Linked DNA regions of Homo sapiens: regions 1 and 2 are each linked to region 3. The links are chromatin loops, found by intact Hi-C in ENCODE. Cell type or tissue: K562. All regions are shown on one strand. Each heading gives the region's core, and the rest is flanking DNA. Links, peaks and the distances in the headings are about the cores only. Region 1 has its middle 32 kb from the start of USP12-DT. Region 2 has its middle 100 kb from the start of USP12-AS1. Region 3 holds the start of USP12-AS1 (USP12 antisense RNA 1).

Region 1 (6,295 bases), core at 459-5,458, 79 kb before region 3:
ACACAGAACCACAATTCTTTAATTCTTTGAGAATAAGGTCTGTATTGTTCCCTCTGTTACCAGCAACCTGCAGCAGGAAAATGGGCTTCAGTTTTCAAGTCTGCAGCTGAGTTGGGAAGTTGCGGACAGTAACCAGGTAAGTTAAAATTCACAAAGCTCTGTTACTGACACTCAGCTTTTTTTTTTTTTATCATTAAGCTTTCCCCTGGTTGTTGTAACTTTTTTATTGGATTCTAAAGTTCTGAAAAAGTTCATTGTGATAATTTTTGCAAGCTTTTCATTGCTTTTGTGGAGACATAATGTTTTGGAGCTCTCTACTCTGCGATTTTCACTGATATCTGTCCAAAGGAGAGAGTGGGAGAGATGGATCTTATATCACTCCATAAAAGTGCAGCCTCTAGGCCAGATCCCATTAGATTTGGCTGGGAGTCTAGGATAATTAAACATTCACATACTCTGTAACCCAGAAATTTCACTAATATATATCCTACAACAACTTTTGCACATGTGCATAAAAGAAATTCATAAAGGCATTCATAGCAAGATTGAAACTTTGTATTCTACCTTCTTTTCTGAAAGCATTGGATACAAAGGTCTACGTCTCTGGCCCACTGCTGAAGTCACCTAGAATTTTAATTATATGGATAATTATTTGGCAGAGTGCTTAAGGAGAAATAAAAAAGGGTTTCAAAAAACTACTGATTTTTTTTTTTAAGAGAAATCTTGCTCTGTCACCCAGGCTAGAGTGCAGTGGCACGATCTTGGCTCACTGCAACCTCCACTTTCCGGGTTCAAGTGATTTTCCTGCCTCAGCCTCCTGAGTAGCTGGGATTACAGGTGTCTGCCACCACGCCTGGCTAATTTTTGTATCTTTAGTAGAGACGGGGTTTCACCATGTTGGCCAGGCTAGTCTTGAACTCCTGACCTCAAGTGATCCTCCCACCTTGGCCTCCCAAAGGCGAGAGCCACCGCACCTGGCCTCATTCCTTTTTTATTCTGGGTAATTTTAACATATCATCTGACTGACAAGCTACTGCTAATAAAATATAAACTGAAAATAGATTTTTTTCTTCCTTGTCTAGACTATTTAATTTTGTTCTTCTTTGCTATTGTCTAGTTCTAGAAAAAGCGCTTAGTGTGAAATTTGTGGGAAAGATGCTGTTCAGAGTTTAATTTCATTATGTAGTTAACCAATGAAAATCCAGCGGAAAAAAAAGGTAAACATTTTTAGGAGATGGTAAAAACTATTTAAAAAATGGAAAGTTCATAGACATAATTTTTCTGAAATAGAACATTCAGTCAATAGAGTTGAAAACTGAATAAATGAATACATGATTGAATGGTTGATTCAAATGCATCATTAATTAATTGGAAATAATTGACTGTGTCACTTGGTCCTAAAAATATTCCTCTAAGAAATCATTAGCATTATCTGGAAAACTTTAAAAAGTGATACCCAAAGCCCAGTTTAATTGAATCAGAATCTCTGGAGGAAGGGCTTAGCCATTATTATTATTATTTTTTTTTTTTCTGAGATGGAGTTTCACTCTTGTTGCCCAGGCTTGAGTGCAATGGTGCGATCTCAGTTCACTGCAACCTCCACCTCCCAGGTTTAAGTGATTCTTCTGCCTCAGCCTCCCGAGTAGCTGGGGTTACAGGCGCATGCCACCGTACCTGGCTAATTTTTGTATTTGTTGTAGAGATGAGGTTTCACCATGTTGTTGCACAGGCTGGTCTCGAACTCCTGAGCTCAAGTGATCCGCCTGCCTCTGCCTCCCAAAGGGCAGAGATTACAGGCATGAGCCACTGCACATGGCCCTTTTAGACCTCTTTTAATCTTTGGGTTTCTTCAAAACCATTTGCTTCCCTTGCAATTTATTTTTGGGATAAACCAGTTGATACTGTAGGGCTTCCCACAGTTTAGATTTTGCTGATTATAACTTTATGGTGTTATTTAACATGTTCCTTTGTCCCCTCTATTCCGCATAGATTGTTCGTCTGGTAAGGATATAATAAACTTATTAAATGTTAGCCCATTGTGTCATTCCTCCTTAGTAGGGGTTAAGAATTATGCTGCCTTCAGGAAGGGGTCTGCATGTTGAGGTTGCCCAGGTCTGAGTGCAACTAGGATATACAATGGGAGTTGAGATCATCATTGTGGGGCAGGATAGTGTAGAAAATGGCAGGGAAGCTGCTCTTTGCCTCACCTCCTCACAGCCTCTGTTCTTGACATCTGCCTCTCTCTTAGAGTGGTGTGGAACATGTCTCTTCTCTGAACTCCCTCTCCTTTAGTCCTGTCACACTGAAGACATTGCTGGAGGCATTTCTGCCACCTGGGTGAATCAAAGAACCAACTAATTTGTGAGGATGTGTAGAGGAGGCATTCCTAACTTTCCACTTATCTGTTAAGACCCAGTTGAAATCTTTCATCTTGGAGCGGGGGACAGTGATCCTGTTCCCCCGTGCCCACCCCCATCTGGAAGCACAGCTGATCACTTTCTCCTTGGTAGAACAGCATGCCTCACATATACCCCTGTTATGCATTTTGTTACATGTCATTTGAATTATGTATCTCTCTACGTAATTGTTTCAACTATAAGATGCACAAATTCCTTGAGGTTGAGAACCAGGTCTTCTTTATTTTTTTAACCCCAGGGCCATGCACAGGCCCTGGTTGTATCTGGCACGTTCCTGGCAGGAAGCAGATGATGCCTTCAAACTGGGTAATCAAGGGCAGTTTAACAATATTATAGGCCATGTGCATTGCTTACGCCTGTAATCCCGGCACTTTCGGAGGCTGAGGCAGGAGGATCACTTGAGCCCAGGAGTTCCAGGCTGCAGTGAGCTGTGATCATGCCACTGCACTCCAGCCTGGGTGACAGAGTGAGACCTTGTCTCAAAAAAAAGAAAAACAGAAAACCCCAAAGGTACTATTACAAAAGTGTAGGCAGGGTTCTGTGAAAGTAACAGGGAATGGTGTGGTATACCCAAGTTAATAACGGAATGGTGGAGGGGCAAATGGAGAGAATGGTCACCAAAACCCAGGGAAAAGCTTTTAGTAGAGGACACAGTCAATCCGTAGTGACCCAGCAAGGGAGGAATTGGAAATAGTGACCTCAACTTCGTTTTTCTCCATCCTTTGATCTCCTGCCCATGTTTTCTATTGGCTGAATCTAACCAGAATGCAGAGGGCAAGAGAGCCCATTGCTGCGGTCCATACAGGTCTGCCTCCCTGGTCTGAAGACAGCTAGATGGGGCAAATGGAAGTTATCCAGTATGGGATCCCCTCAAGCATTCACCCTTATCCTTTTGCCAGGTGAAATACTTATGTTCCCAGCAGAGGGCACCCACAAAATTCCTATTAACTGCTGTACCATTGCATGATGACTTCAATTCAGTCATAGTCTAACCTCGAGTCTAAAATGGTAGCCATTGCCAGTGCCCATCATTGAAGGTATGAAGGAGGGGGAGATTCAAGGAGACTGGAGTGAGGGGGCAATTAAAATAATTACAATGAAATGTAACTCTGACTGAGCACATTTCTGGAACAAGTCATGGAGGCCACGCTGATAATCATAGCTTCCTTCTTCCACCACCCATTACCTCCTTCGGGCTGAGTGGGGTTTGTTACTTGGCAGGGTGATCCATACCTTCATCTGTGATCTGAGTCCTCGGTGAACCTGCCTCTCTGGGTTGCACCACTTTCCACCGACTGCTAGAATAAGAGATGCCTCAGTGAATCTCTTGGATGAGTCTCTCCTGTCGGGTAGCTGCAAAGGAATTTCCTTCTAGTCAATGGAGACAGCCAATACAGTGACTGCTTTCTCTGCCTTTTGGTTTAGCAGCATGAGGAGGCTCAGATGGCTTAGGGTCACACTCAGTTTCAACTTCCAATTGGATGTTACTTTGTGTTCCTTGATGGAAGTATTTCTTCTAGGTCAGCCACTGAGCCCAAGGTCAAACAAAAAGCAAGAATTCTTTCCATGGTGAATTAGTGTAATAGTGCGAAGAACCACTCCTGCCTCCACCCCTCGGTTCCCAGGCTGATGCAATCTGATTACGGGGGAGGTGGCATCCTGGGCTGCTGCTGGTTTGAGGCAGTTACTGCATCTTATAGGAAAGCACCCCACCCTGCCAGGCATTGCCCCTCAGCTGTCACTGTGTCTGTGTCTTCAGCAGGCCATTCCACCATCCAATTAATCCATTTATTTATTTATTTATTTAGATGGCGTCTCACTCTGTCACCCAGGCTGGAGTGCAGTGGCTCGATCTTGTTTCACTGCAACCTCTGTCTCCCAGGTTCAAGCGATTCTTCTGCCTCAGCCTCTCAGGTAGCTGGGACTACAGGTGCATGCCACCATGCCTAGCTAATTTTTGTATTTTTAGTAGAGATGGGGTTTCACCATATTGGCCAGGCTGGTCTCAAACTCCTGACCTTGTGATCTGCCCGCCTCGGCCTCCCAAAGTGCTGGGATTACAGGCATGAGCCACCGCGCCTGGCCCAATTAATCCATATTTTTCTAGGGAATGAATCGTGATAAAACCAGTGAATTCCATGGTTATGAGCCCGCTGTCACATTGCCACCTCTGAAAAGTGTATCCCTTGCAGGGAGATGTTTGAGTTTTGACACCATTTGGGATAGACAAGACATTCTTTAAGTCCATGAACTTTGGTGCTGGCAGACATACTGGGGACAGGAAAGGCAAATCCATACTTGGAGCAAATATTTGTCTCTGTGAGGCTAATTCTGCCTCCTACCTGATGAAAGGGATCCAAAGTTATCTACCTGCAATCAGATGTCTTTGCTGGGTCTCTTTAAGGAACGGTGCCATTTTAGGGTCTTAGTGTTGATCTGCTGTGGCCGATTGGACATTGAGTTCTGGCAGAGGCCAGATCAGTCTTGGTGAGAGTGTGCTACTGAGCCCATGCATAGCGTCCATCCCTGCCATATGTGTGCTTTGTTCATGGGCCAATTAAGCAAGTACGTGGGAAGTGAGGGAAAGAGACTGATAGATATCCACAGATTGGATCATCTTGACCACATGATTATTGTTAGAAACAGAATTGTGGCCCCCAAATTCATATAGTGAAGCCCTAATTCCCCCATGTGACTGTATTTGGAGACAGGAGATAATTGAGATCATAAGGGTTGAGGCCTAATCTCATAGGATCGCTGTCCTTATAAGAAGTGGAAGAAACATCAGAGAGCTCTCCCTCTCCACACACACAGAGGAAAGGCCACATGGGGACAAGAGAGGGCAACTGTCTACAAATCTGGAAGAGAGACTTCAGAAGAAACCAGCACTGATGGCATCTGATCTTGGACTTCCAGCCTCTGGATCTGTAAGAAAATACATGTCTATTGTTTATGCCATCCAGGCTGTGGCACTTTGTTAGGGCAGCCCAATGACCAAAAGGATTAATGAGAGGCTCCTTCACAGTGGATGCTGTGGGGGACATTTACATGGTATAAAAACATCCTCACATTCTGTGCATAGTCCACACACCTCTCCCCCAGCCCTCCATGTCACCAAATATGCAGTTTACTCTTTCCCAAGTTGCTGACTAATCTGATGAATCTGTCAATGACTAACCATGGATTAGAGGGTCATTGCTCAGACTATCTTCCCTTTCATGCAAATAAACCAGACCTAATGCCCGAAGCCCACTGGAAAGATTGTCTTTCACCCCTCTCTTTCTGGCCATTCCTGGGTGGGGTATAGTTCAACACCTCATCATTTCTGGCTGGTTCCATCTTACCATGAAGATCCATTAATAAAGCTGACCCACACCTTTCCCTCCTCTATTTAGTGGGGGCAGGGAACTCCCCATAAGGCCATGGGTATGTGTTGAGAGAGGAACAATAAGACAGTGGGAAAGGTACCACGGGAGCCTGGACCACCATGTGTTCCTGAAGTTTCTGTGTCATTTCCAGATCTGCCAGAGCCTGATCTCATACACACTGATGTGGTACAGGAAATGCCACCTGAAAATATGGTACCTTGGCATTTGAGGAAACAGTAGAAGGAGGTCATAGAAACTAGAAAGAATTCCTCCTTGCTCTTTGTCCCCCAAAGGAGCCATAAAACCTGGGCCGAGTTTCTTCTGAAAATAAGTTATAAGATCCTTATTCCAGAGGGGTCCTGCCCTGTGCCTGGAGGAAAAGAATGAAGACACAGAGATGCCTTGAAGAATCTGAACAAACAGCCCTTGCTAAGTTCCCCCCAGTTTATTGACATTAGATTAGACCTTTTGTCCTCCAATTATACTTCTGTGTTCCTGAAAATACACATT
Region 2 (6,295 bases), core at 397-5,396, 100 kb after region 3:
TAAGGTAACATTTAAAGTTTCCCGCGATTCGGACCTGCAGTCCTGGGGGCTGTTATTCAGTCTGTTACCACTGTGAAGAAGGGAGGCGAGGGGTGGGATCCTCCATGTGGGTGGAAGCGTGGAGCTGGGCAGGAGGAGGGACCCTGTCCACTGTTAGAAGAGGAGTTGCAAGGATGGGTGGAAATGCAGACAAGTTCAGAACAGGAGCTGGGGGTGCAGAGTTGGCGGGGAGAACTGGTAGGAAAGGGCTCAGAAGAAGATTTAAGACTGTGCGAAATCACTTTTTTTTTTGGACAGAGTCTCGCTCTGTCACCCAGGCTGGAGTGCAGTGGCAAGATCTTGGCTCACTGCAACCTCCGCCTCCCGGGTCCAAGCGATTCTCCAGCCTCAGCCTCCCGAGTAGCTGGGATTACAGGCATGCACCACTGTGCCCGGATACATTTTGTATTTTTTTAGTAGAGATGGGGTTTCACCAAGTTGGCCAGGCTGGTCTTGAACTCCTGACCTCAGGTGATCTGTCCGCCTCGGCCTCCCAAAGTGCTAGGATTACAGGCGTGAGCCACCGTGCCCGGCCATGAAATAACTTCTGAGAGAATTAGAAGTGACTGTTGATGGGGAGGAGAACTTCCAGGCAGTGCGAGGGCCACTTGTAGCTGGAGGCCATGGATTGGTGGTGGCACCAAACCCATGCTAGGGAGACATTCTCTGATAGTTTAAGCAACCTGGGTGTGCATGTGTGTGTGAACATAAGGCAGAGAGCTGACTCTATTCTGAGTCCCGGTTTAGCAGGGCAGGTTTGCAGGGAGGATACAGCAGGATCAAGGGTGCTGGAGCAAGTATGGTTTAAATGATGGCACAGCAATGGTTTAGGCTGCACAGGACGGTAGGAAATACAGGGAGGAGTCCAGACTGACTAAGGGACTGGCCATCTCGGAGCTGTCAAAGAGCAAGTATAGTGGCTGTTGCTGGAATGACAGAGTTAAAGTTCCAGAATTGCCAGAGCTCGGGGTGATGAGCCAGGGGCCTGGGTCTGCTTGTGATGTCCGCAGCTGAGAAGAAAGGGGGTAAAGAGCTCTGGGGCAGCCTGTGAGATGGGCCACCCAAGTGGTAGATGAAATCTTCCAGGACCACCCCAGGACTTACAGAAGGAGGGAGAACAGGCATCAGGACCCGTGGCCTTCTGGTGAACACAGAACAGACCCGTCTCGAGGTTTCAAACCTAACTTTGGTTTCTTCAACGCAGACCTCTGCCGAGGCCCCAGATGGTAGGGGAAGTTAGCATTTGTGTCAGCTGCTGTTCCATATCGGGCGGCAGTTTGTTCTATGTTAAAAGAGGTAGCTAAAGGTTAGCACAAGCCCATGGCTGGCAGTTTCAGAACAAAGGAAGAAGACGTGGTCTATTCAGCACTTCCAGCCTGATGTATGGTTCTGTTGTGTAGGATAGACATTTATTTGCATAAGGGCAGGTCTTTGCCCAAGAGGTCTGCTGAGCTTAGTCTGGGTAGCTGATGGGAGCCCCAGTAGCCAAGGTGAGAATAAACACAAGGCGAGGGGCTGGCAATGGATGACTGGGGAGCAGCCCTCTGGATCTCTGGGCTGACCGGCCAGAGAACCTCCCTTATGACTGTCTGGGCTGGGTTTACCCTCCAGCAGCAAACCTGCTATGGGGAGAGTCAGAAACTGCAAACAAGGGAGGGCCTCGAACCCTGTAGTACAAGGTGGTCATGTTCTAGAGGTGATGTTTGACTCTCAGAATTCATATTATATACGAAGTAAATTAAAACATAGAAATAAGCACAAAGTATCAAGGCAATGATTTCTTAAAACACATACGTCTTTAACCATTATTGCATATTTTGCCTTAGAGTTTGCAGAGTCCTCTTTCCAAAATTAACAGGGTGAGGTTTCAAGTTCTTCTTTTATAGCATATTTGGTCACATCTAATTTCTGCTCCAAAGTTAATGATTCCAAGCAAAGTTTATACCACTTGCACATAGTGAATACTTGGATGACATTTTTATAGGTTCTGAAAATACTTTAAATTATAATGTTAGTGAATGATAAAATAATAGCACACTCATCATCCAGATTGCTCTAAGGGCTTCTGAGGTTCAAGCACAGCCTGGCTCAGGGTGAGATAAGCCCAGGGATTTCAGCTAAAACGGGGCCACCTTGGATAACAGCATATGCACTACTTATAATCACCTTCCCACCAGCTTTGAAATGGTGTGATTTTGATGAATTCTTACAACCTGGAAACATTGAATTATCAGATTTTGCAAACCAAGTGAGGCTTTATTCATGTTTTATGTGGCACCATCTCAACTTTGCATGATTCACATTAGCATGAAATGTATCCTTTTAGTCATCCAATCTTTTTGCAGCACCTTCTGGGCCCCAGGCCCTATTTTGTAGGTGCTGGAGATTCAGCAGTGAACAAAACAAAGCCCTCACCCCCGAGGACTTTATAGTCTAACGGAGAGACTGAAAATAAACAAATAATAGATACATAATGTGATGTCAGCTAAGGGTAAGTTCTGTGAATAAAAGTAAAGCATGAAAAGGGACAAAGGAGGCTAGACGAGAGGTGCTCTTTCAGGTAGGGCACCAGAGGGAGCTATGCAGATATTGGAGGGAGAGCATTCTAGACAGAGGGTGCAGCACGCAACAGGTGCATCACTGTGACTAATTAGCTTATAAAGGACAAGGTCTGGCGTTGACATAGAAGGTGGATTAAACCCACCGGCTATGGCATCAAAGCCCAGTTTTGGCCAGGCAGAGTAGCTCTCGCCTATAATCCCAATACTTTGGGAGGCTGAGGCGGGAGAATCACTTGAGGCCAGGAGTTAGAGACCAGCCTGGGCAACAGAGCAAGACCTCATCTCTACAAAAAAATAGACATAAATTTTAAAAATGAGGGAGGATTGCTTGAGCCCAGAGTTGGAGGCTTCAGTGAGCTATGATCGTGCCACTGCACTCTAGCCTGGTGACAGAACAAGACTCTGTCTCAAGAAAACAAACTAAAAAAACCCCAGCTCTACCTCCTACTGTGTGTCTTCAGGGAAGTAATGTAATTAATCATTCCAAGTCTGTTTGTTTATCTGTTGAGTCAGGATGATAGTAACACTTGGTTCATGGGGTTGTGGCCTTATCTTTGGCCCTAAGATGTAGGATGTGCCTCAAACAAGAGGGCTGCCACTGTTAGTATTATAATCACCAGGAATAATAAGCCCTTTGAAAGCAACATTTGTGTGGTTGCTACTGTCAACGCATGGAACTTGGGCAGAGTACCGAGGCTTGTTTCTGCTGGTAAATGTCTCCAAAATGTAAACACATCTGTGGATGTTCAAACACACTCCCTCCCCTCCTGACAAGTGCTGGTCAGGGCCCAGGGCAAGAGAGCTCAGCTCAGAGCAGCCAGGGAGAGTGGAGATTGAAGTGTAAACAGGACCTCGGTGTAAGAGGATGTGTTCACTGCTTTCCCGTGCAGACCCCTCACCAACTGCGTCTCCGGCTGACAAAATGAATCCTCCCTAAGCACTGCTGCTGTGACAGGCAGAGCCCATGGCACTGTGCACAGAGCCAGGCCAGGCCTACGTGGCAGCTACTGACTCACCACTGCAGGTGCTATCTGTAGAGCTGGCCGGGGGCTGCCTCCTCACAGCTCCTAGATGTCCAAATGCCCTGAACCTTTAGCCTGGCCTGAGGTGACCAGAGCCATTGGGTAGAGCACCTACTGAGTACAAAGCCGGGAACTATGGTTGGCAAAAGGGAGAACTTAGGTTTCCACACATCTAAAATGCAAGAACTCATTCTTATCTGATTCCTGTTAGCACATGCCAGCTGTGTTATAATTGCCTGTTAGCTTTCCTGTCTCTCTCATCAGAGTGCGAGCTCCTTGAGGGCAGAAACTACACTCTTGTGTCCCTAATGCCAAAAGCCTAATAGACGTTTAAGAATGAGTAAATGGATGAATGGCTCAGATGTCATGAAAAGAATTCACAATAATCATTGGCCTTAATATGACTGTGTATTTATTTTGCACTTTATAGTTTACGATTTATAGATCATGTTCTTATTTATTTTATTTTATTTTATTATTTTATTTTATTTTTTTGAGACAGAGTCTCACTCTGTCACCCAGGCTGGAGCGCAGTGCTGCGATCTCGGCTCACTGCAACCTCTGCCTCCCAGGTTCAAGCGATTCTCCTGCCTCAGCCTCCCGAGTAGCTGGGATTACAGGTGCCCGCCACCATGCCTGGCTAATTTTTGTATTATTAGTAGAGATGGGGTTTCACCATGTTGGCCAGGCTGGTCTCAAACTCCTGACTTCAAGTGATCCGCTCACCTCGGCCCCGCAAAGTGTTGGGATTACGGGAGTGAGCCACCTCACCTGGCCTTACAATTTACAGAATGCTTTCAATTAAATTATCACACTTGACCTTCACCCCTGACCTGTGAGGTCGGTGTTATTGCTCCTCTCAAAGATGAAGGCACTGAGGCCCAGAGGCCATATTAATAAATTTAGTTAGATAATTGATGGTGGAATGGGTGGGGTCCCTTCCACTAAACCATACAGCCCGATGACAATGAACAAAGAAGGGCTTTACAAAGACATGGCTTTATCCACTCACCCACCCATCCCTTCATTTATTTATTCACCAGCATTTAATATACTAAGCACTTTCTTTAAACATATTTTGGTAGCAGCACAAAGGAGTGGAATGAGCTCAAGTCCTGGGATCATCCTGGGTTTGCGTCCAGGCCCCTTTAGTTCCCAGCAGGGTGCTCTTGGGAACCTAAGCACCTCTCTGAGCCTCAGCTTCATCACAGGTCACGCAGCCAACACAGTCTTACCTAGCGAGGCCATGAGGAGTAGGATGCAGCCCCTTGGTTTCCAGCTAGGGAGCATTGATCTAGTTAAGGAGAAAAACACAAAAACGCATCATTGTAACTAGTGTGGTCCATGCTAGAATGGAGTTAAACTCCACTCGCTAGAAGAGTCAGGGAAGTTTCCAGAGGGAGCTTAACGCAAGCGTCATCAGGCAGATCCAGGAAAGGAAAAATCATTCCCAGGAGAGGAAATGCCTGTCCTGGATTGAGTTTAATTTTGTTTTTTGTTTTTGTTTTTGTTTTTTGTTTTAGACGGAGTCTCACTCTGTCACCCAGGCTGGAGTGCAGTGGCGTGATATTTGCTCACTGAAACCTCCACCCCCTGGGTTCAAGCGATTCTCCTGCCTCAGCCTCCCTAGTAGCTGGGATTATAAGCCTGAGCCACTGCACCCGGCTGGATTCACTTTAGATCAGCAGTCCCCAACCTTTTTGGAAGCAGGGACCGGTTTCATGAAAGACATTTTTTCCAGGGTCTGGGGAACAGGGGTGGGAGACGGTTTTGGGATGAAACTGTTCCACCTCAGATCATCGGGCATTAGATTCTCATAAGGAGCGCACACCTAGATCCCTTGCAACCTAGATCCCTCACATGTGTAGTCCACAATAGGGTTCACGCTCCTGTGAGAATCTAATGATGTGGCTGATCTGACAGGAGGCGGAGTTCAGGCAGTGATGCAAGCGATGGGGAGCCGCTGTAAATACAGAAGAAGCTTCCCTAGCTCTCTAGCTCACAGGCCCCTCACGTCTTTCTGGGTAGCCCGGTTCCTAACAGGCCATGCTCCACCCAGTCTGTGGCCCTGGGGCTGGGACCCCTGTTTTAGATGACATTAAACATTTTTATGAACACCTTTCTAAAACTGATTTCAGATTTCAGATTTCCTTTGAATTATTCTAGAATACAAAAAGCAACTTTGCCTCGTGCCCTCACATCTTCTCCATGAATCCCTTCAGGCCTCGGGAGGGCTGCTTGCCCTGCACTGAGCCGTGGCTGCCCTCCTTCCTCTCCGCCACCTCACTTTCCCTTGCATCAGTTCCCTCCACTCTGGCCTCACTCAGCGCGCTCAGCACTGTCACAGCCCTGCTCTCTGCCCCCGACTGCTGCTCCCATTGCGTCTGACCTTGCTGGCCACACCTGCCAGGCACCTCTCTCCGTGACATGCTTAATTATTGCTTTCCTCTTTTCTTTCTTTCTTTTTTTTATGGAGTTTTGCTATGGCATAGTCTCAGCTCACTGCAACCTCCGCCTCCCGGGTACGAGCGATTCTCCTGCCTCAGCCTCCCAAGTAGCTGGGATTACAGGCACCTGCCACCATGCCCTGCTAATTTTTTTGTATTTTTAGTAGAGACGGACGGGGTTTCACCATGTTGGCCAGGCTGGTCTCGAACTCCTGACCTCAGGTGA
Region 3 (6,295 bases), core at 515-5,514:
ATATAGAAATTATCAAGAATATGGTAGAAAGAGCTTGATGAAACATTCTTGTAATTTGTTCACCAAAGTGGGTGAATCCCTGCATTGAAGACAATGTGAAGATGCTGAAAAAACACATCTTGCCCACCCTTTTTGCCTTAGGTAAGGTGCCAGTTACGGAGTTCAGATATAGTTATGTTTTAAATGTTAGCTATCCATGAGAGTATTTTATTAATTTTTTGAAAGTTTTTTGTATTGTTAGGAAAGTAGGATCTGTAAAGTTTCATCGTGCACTCAAGTATGTTCTTATGCTGAGTTTGGTCATATTTGAGAATTTTCCTTTTGATGTTATTGTTAAGCCAAATGTGAAGGCTTGACAGAGTGGTTCTTGGAAAAGCCAGTATTATTACTACTGTTACTTCTAACAGAGATGAAGTAATGAGATTTCTTTCATTAGCTCATTGTCTCATTGTGAACATTTACAGATCAAAAGCTTGTTTTTCGTTCGTTTATTTTTTTGGCATCCAGTGATCTTATATTTCCATATCTTGACTGAGTTAAAAGACTTAAGGTAAATCCGAATCTTCTTTTGTTCTCTCTAAATATTCTCTATAACACATTTAGCCATGAATTATGTGGTGAAACTTTTCATTGAAAATACTGAATAAAATAATCGGAATACTGTGCTTTTTGACATGTCTAATAGGAACATTGAGTTTCTAGTGGACGTTTGAACTTTTGAAAGTTAAAATTACATGCCTGTTGGTTTTGGCTTAGTTATTTAGCAGTGAATTATAATATTGATTCAGATATGTAACTTGTTTTTTATTACATAAGTGGAGTCCTCTGAGTAAATTTAAATTTGCAGTTACTTGCGCAGTGATTAATCATAGAATTGGATTTTTTCTGAAGAGATGAGAAATTTAGATGTTTAATATGTTACATATGTGCTTCTGTGGTGGCAGTTGAAGGAGAAAGTAAACTACTTTTAATTTCTTCTGGGAAGAAATTCAGTTTTTGAGAACTTGCCAGAAATCTTCCCTATCAGGTTGAAGATTTTTAGGAGGGATATGGAGGGTAGGTGGGAGAATGGGATGTATACACAAACATAAACACTACTGGACGGCAAAATTATATTGTTTCTCTTTCTTCCTGCAATGGAACAAATGGTTTTCAGAAGACCTGTGATAGGAATAGAGGCAAAGGCCCTTTGATCATGTGATTATTAGAGCTTGATAACTGGTTGTACAATATTTCATTTCTCTCAGACTTAGCAACATGTTCTGACTTCTCCATTAGTGTTGGCAGCTGAACCTCTCTGTTCCCTTTTATGTCATTGGTACCATATATCTTACTGAGGGTCACTTTGCTTTGTGCCGATTTCTGATTTTAAGCCTTTTGCAAGCTTCTGCCATGTGTACCACAATGGTGCAATGCCAGTTTTAGGTCTAGACCCTTCTACTTTTTATGGTGCACATTTTAACTTTGATGGGATAGTTAAAAACTATGAGATTTCTTTCAGTAGCTCATTGTCTCATTGTGAACATTTACAGATCAAAAGCTTGTTTTTTGTTTTAACATAGAGGAGGCCACTAGAGGAGGAAGTATAGACCAAGACTCTTAGGATGACTGCAGATCAGTGCAGAACCCCCAGATACTTTCCCTCCCAGCCACAGAAATTGTGTCAGGACTGTGTTTTTTGAAAGACTCATCTGAAGGAAGGAGTAATAGATGGCATTGTAGTTGGGATGGAGGAAGATGGGCAAAGGAAGTTTGCTTTGTGCCTGTTGTGCCAGGCATTGTTCTGAACATCTTCTATACATTTTTCACAGAAACAAGCCATGTTGCAAGTCTTGTTTGCCCTTTTTTGCAGATTAGTAATTTGGAGCTCAAATGTTTAGAACAAATATTTGTTCTAAATTTAAACTTTGGTAACTCTACAGTAGTGCTGCTATTTTAGAATTGTAGCATTTTGGGTTTGCAATAGGTGCTACAAATCTGGTCTCCTGTCTTGCTGATGAGAAAACTGAGGCAGTGTTTTATTGCAGTGGCTCAGTAGTTTAGTTTATATTAGAATGGGGACACGAATGCAGCCTCCTGGTTTGAAGGCTGTCACCCAGTCCCCTGCCCAGCCTGCGGTTGGAACGTTTAAATGCCTACTCTTTGTAGTTCAGGGTTTTCATTGTACCAACATGAAAAGCTATAATGAAAATACCCCTAAAGAAAGAGTCAAAGCCTGGCTTGTTTAGTTCCATCTGTTTGTGCTATTCCTTTCTGTTTGTTTGTTTTCCTTCTCACAGGCCCCTCAGCTGCAGGTCTGTTGGAGTTTGCTGGAGGTCCACTCCAGACCCTGTTTGCCTGGGTATCACCAGCAGAGGCTGCAGAACAGCAAATATTGCTGCCTGATCCTTCCTCTGGAAGCTTTGTCCCAGGGGGCACCAGCCTGTATGAGGTGTCTGTCGGCCCCTACTGGGAGGTGTCTCCCAGTCAGGCTGCACTCCCAGTCAGGGACCCACTTGAGGAGGCAGTCTGTCTGTTATCAGAGCTCGAAACACCATGCTGGGAGAACCACTGGTCTCTTAGACCTGTCAGGCAGGGACGTTTACGTCTGCAGAAGCTGTCTGCTGCCTTTTGTTCAGATATGCCCTGCCCCCAGAGGTGGAATCTAGAGAGGCAGTAGGCCTTGCTGAGCTGTGGTGGGCTCCGCCCAGTTCAAGCTTCCCTGCTGCTTTATGCTGTAAGCACAGAACCACCTACTCAAGCCTCAGCAATGGCGGACGCCCCTCCCCCTGCCAAGCTCCAGCGTCCCAGGTCAATCTCAAACTGCTGTGCTAGCAGCGAGCAAGGCTCCCTGGGCGTGGGACCCATAAGCCAGGCACGGGAGGGAGTCTCCTGGTCTGCCGGTTGCAAAGACCGTCAGAAAAGCACAGTATTTGGGCAGTAGTGTACCCTTCCTCCAGGTACAGTCACTCACAGCTTCACTTGGCTAGGAAAGGGAAATCCCTTGACCCCTTGCGCTTCCCGGGTGAGGGGACGCCCCACCCTGCTTCCGCTCACCCTCCGTGGACTGTACCCACTGTCCAGCCAGTCCCAATGAGATGAACCAGGTACCTCAGATGGAAATGCAGAAATCACCCGCCTTCTGCATCGATCTCGCAGGGAGCTGTAGACCGGAGCTGTTCCTATTCGGCCATCTTGGAAGCAACTCTCAGTTCCATCTGTTTGTGAAGCCTTTCCAAGTTCTCCAGCACTCAGTGTTGTTCCTGTCCAGACTTGCTATAGTACATCCTGTGTTGTGACATAGTTTTGACACTTATTCTCTTATCTCTACATCTTTAAATTTATTTTTAAATGGATTTTTATTTATATGTAATCATGAAAAGCTAATTTTTATTCACTCTCTACTCCCCAGTTGAATTATGATTTTGAAATTTTTCTTATGCTTTTGTATATAAAATTTAAAAAATTTCAACTTAGAGTGATAAATAATATGAAACCCAATACATACATACATACTTACATATTGAAACAAAAGTTTCAGAAGACTTTGTTTACTCCTAATAAAGATGTGTGTCTGATCTGTTTTACTGAAAAAGAAGATGGTAGTGGTCCACTGCAAAGACCTCACCACTCACTAATGGGTGTCACACTTTAAAAGTCATGTTCTCCAGTTACTAGCACAGGGCTAGAGAGAACACAGGTAGTCAGATACTGAATTTCACATAACCCAAGGCCTACTACTTTGATACTCTTTTTATGATTCCTCAAACTCATTGTATAATGTGTTTTGTCATAAATATTCTCATTGCCTTTGATTCAGTTTCTGGGCACATGGTGTTTTCTAGAACAGGTATGAGGGTTAAGCCTTCTCTTTGACTCTTCGCCCTTTCTCATTTATGAGATGAACTTGTTTCACCTTTATACTTTGGATTCATCTTTTTACAGCTCACATTCACTTCTTTGTTGTGTTTATACCTTCACACCGTCACATGGGCTGCTTCCTGTGCCTCCAGAACTTTTCTTATTTTACCAGGTCACGTGCTTTTCCCACCTCTGGGAAGCTTTTCCTGCCTGATTTGGCGGTTCTCCTTTGTGTACTGACCTGATCTAACTTAAAATGATACATGCTGCATTCTAAAATATGACTTGAAACATGAAACTGGAACAGTGTATTGAATTTTCTCTTTATTTATATTAAAGTTGTGTGGAAACTAATAGTTTGGCTATTTAAATACATTTTCCAAATGATAGATGCACATTCTTTTATGTTTTCATCATTTTTAATTTCTTGGTAAGGTGTATTGTTCTCTACTTTATAAAATAGTATATACTGAATATAACTTTTCAAAATGACATATCCTCATAGACACCATTTTTTAGCCATAATCTGGTTTTAGATGTAGATATTGTGGGCCAGGAGATTTTTAAGTTAAGGAATTACATTAATTCCAGATTGAATTGTTTTCTTGAAAACATTCCTGGTTGTTAGTTTACTTTTGTGTGATTTTTATCTTTTTCATAATGGCAGAGTGAAAGGAGTGAAAGGTAGTTAGTTGTATGTTTTCCATGATTGACTATGTAAAAATTATTTAATTGCAGGATAGCCATCTCCCAGATTATTTTTTTCCTATTTGCAGATATTTTTGGGTTGCTCACACATTTAATATATAGTTACTTTTATATTATCAAAATAATAGGTCAAAGGTATCTTTGTAATTTCAACCTATTATTATTTCACTTGGATGGTGATTTCTGGGTGTGAAAAGGACAAGACCTCATCTTTTCAAGAATTCATACTAGGTAAGTTAAAGGAGATACTTGCCCCATTGCCTATGTATTAGTCCATTTTCATACTGTTGTGAAGAAATACCTGAGACTGGGTAATTTATAAAGAAAAAGAGGTTTAATGGACTCTCATTTCCACATGGCTGGGGAGGCCTCAAAATCATAGTGGAATGCAGAAGATCAGCAAAGGCATGTCTTACATGGCGGCAGGCAAGAGAGCGTGTGCAGGGGAACTGCCCTTTGTAAAATCATCAGATCTCATGAGACTTATTCACTATCACAAGAAGAGCATGGGAAGACCCATGCCTTTGATTCAGTTACCTCCTACTGGGTCTCTGCCACGACACGTGGGAATTATGAGAGCTACAATTCAAGATGAGATTTGGGTGGGGACACAGCCAAACTATATCAGCCTACAAATTCTTAGTATTGGATGGCTATTGTTGAGGATATGATGCTATTTCCTAACTCATTCAGGACTTTGTTAATGTTTGACTTTTAATAGACTATCCAACATTGTATATTTAATGTTTTAATGAAATTGGAAGAGCTGATAAATTCATATGTTGCTAAAAATGTGGGGATGGAAGGTACTATAGACAGAAGTTTTACATCTGAGGAAACTGAGGTCTGGAAAGAATGATTTGTTACAGGTCATTTATAATTTAATGTCATGGCCAAGACCAGACTCAAGTCTGTAGCTTTGCTAGTTCAATGATACTTGTAGTATACCATGGTCTCTCTACAGCAGTTCTGTAATGAATCCATTCTCCCATGAAATCTTCTCTGTAAAATATTTTTTTTTTTTTTTGAGATGGACTCTCACTCTGTCATCCAGGCTGGAGTGCAGTGGTGCGATCTCGGCTCACTGCAAGCTCCGCCTCCCAGGTTCACGCCATTCTCCTGCCTCAGCCTCCCAAGTAGCTGGGACTAGGCGCCTGCCACCAGGCCTGGCTAATTTTTTTGTATTTTTAGTAGAGACGGGGTTTCACCATGTTAGCCAGGATGGTCTCAATCTCCTGACCTCTTGATCTGCCTGCCTCGGCCTCCCAAAGTGCTGGGATTACAGACATGAGCCACCGCGCCTGGCCACGTTTCCTGTTTTTAACGAAACTTGAGTTTTCATTAATAACCTTACATTGACAGGAATATTGGCTAAAAAGTACTATCTGATATTAACCTTGTTTAGTTCTTAAGCACACCCATTAAAATTTTTTTACTTAAATATTTATTTATTTATTTATTTATTTTGAGATGGGGTCTCACTCTGTCATCCAGGCTGGGGTGTAGTGGCACACTCCCGGCTCACTGCAGCTTCCACTTCCCAGGCTCATGTGAACCTTGCATCTCAGTCTCCCAAGTAGTTGGGACTACAGGTGCATGCCACCATGCCTGGCTAGTTTTTTGTATTTTCGGTAAAGATGGGGTGTATTAGTCCGTTTCCACACTGCCAATAAAGATGTACCCAAGACCGTGAAGAAAAAGAGTTTTAGTTGGACTTACAGTTCCACATGGCTGGGGAGGGCTCAGA

What was found. Peaks named below come from ENCODE experiments on the same cell type or tissue, not always from the same donor. Only the 100,000 strongest peaks of a DNase experiment are listed, where the experiment ranks them.
Region 1: it touches region 3 in a loop (20-fold over the local background); 2 of 110 quality-filtered maps call a loop at or near these places.
Region 2: it touches region 3 in a loop (2.2-fold over the local background); 2 of 110 quality-filtered maps call a loop at or near these places.

The regions. Positions count from the first base shown.
Region 1 is chr13:27,201,136-27,207,430 of GRCh38, reverse strand. No RefSeq gene overlaps it. Among named protein-coding and RNA genes, the nearest start is that of USP12-DT, 32 kb to the right of the region's middle. In K562, for the core only: a CTCF peak has its summit at 3,356 (motif pointing right); no DNase peak of the experiment used is centred there.
Region 2 is chr13:27,019,963-27,026,257 of GRCh38, reverse strand. No RefSeq gene overlaps it. Among named protein-coding and RNA genes, the nearest start is that of USP12-AS1, 100 kb to the left of the region's middle. In K562, for the core only: no CTCF peak of the experiment used is centred there; a DNase peak (open chromatin) is centred at 3,147; H3K27me3 peaks cover 468 bases.
Region 3 is chr13:27,122,372-27,128,666 of GRCh38, reverse strand. The region is part of intron 1 of USP12 (ubiquitin specific peptidase 12); the gene reads left to right. USP12-AS1 (USP12 antisense RNA 1) reads right to left here and starts at 3,134. Exons shown (of 3, transcript NR_046547.1): 1 at 3,091-3,134. RefSeq lists an enhancer at 2,344-2,843. In K562, for the core only: a CTCF peak has its summit at 2,442 (motif pointing left); a DNase peak (open chromatin) is centred at 2,522; H3K4me3 peaks cover 1,074 bases.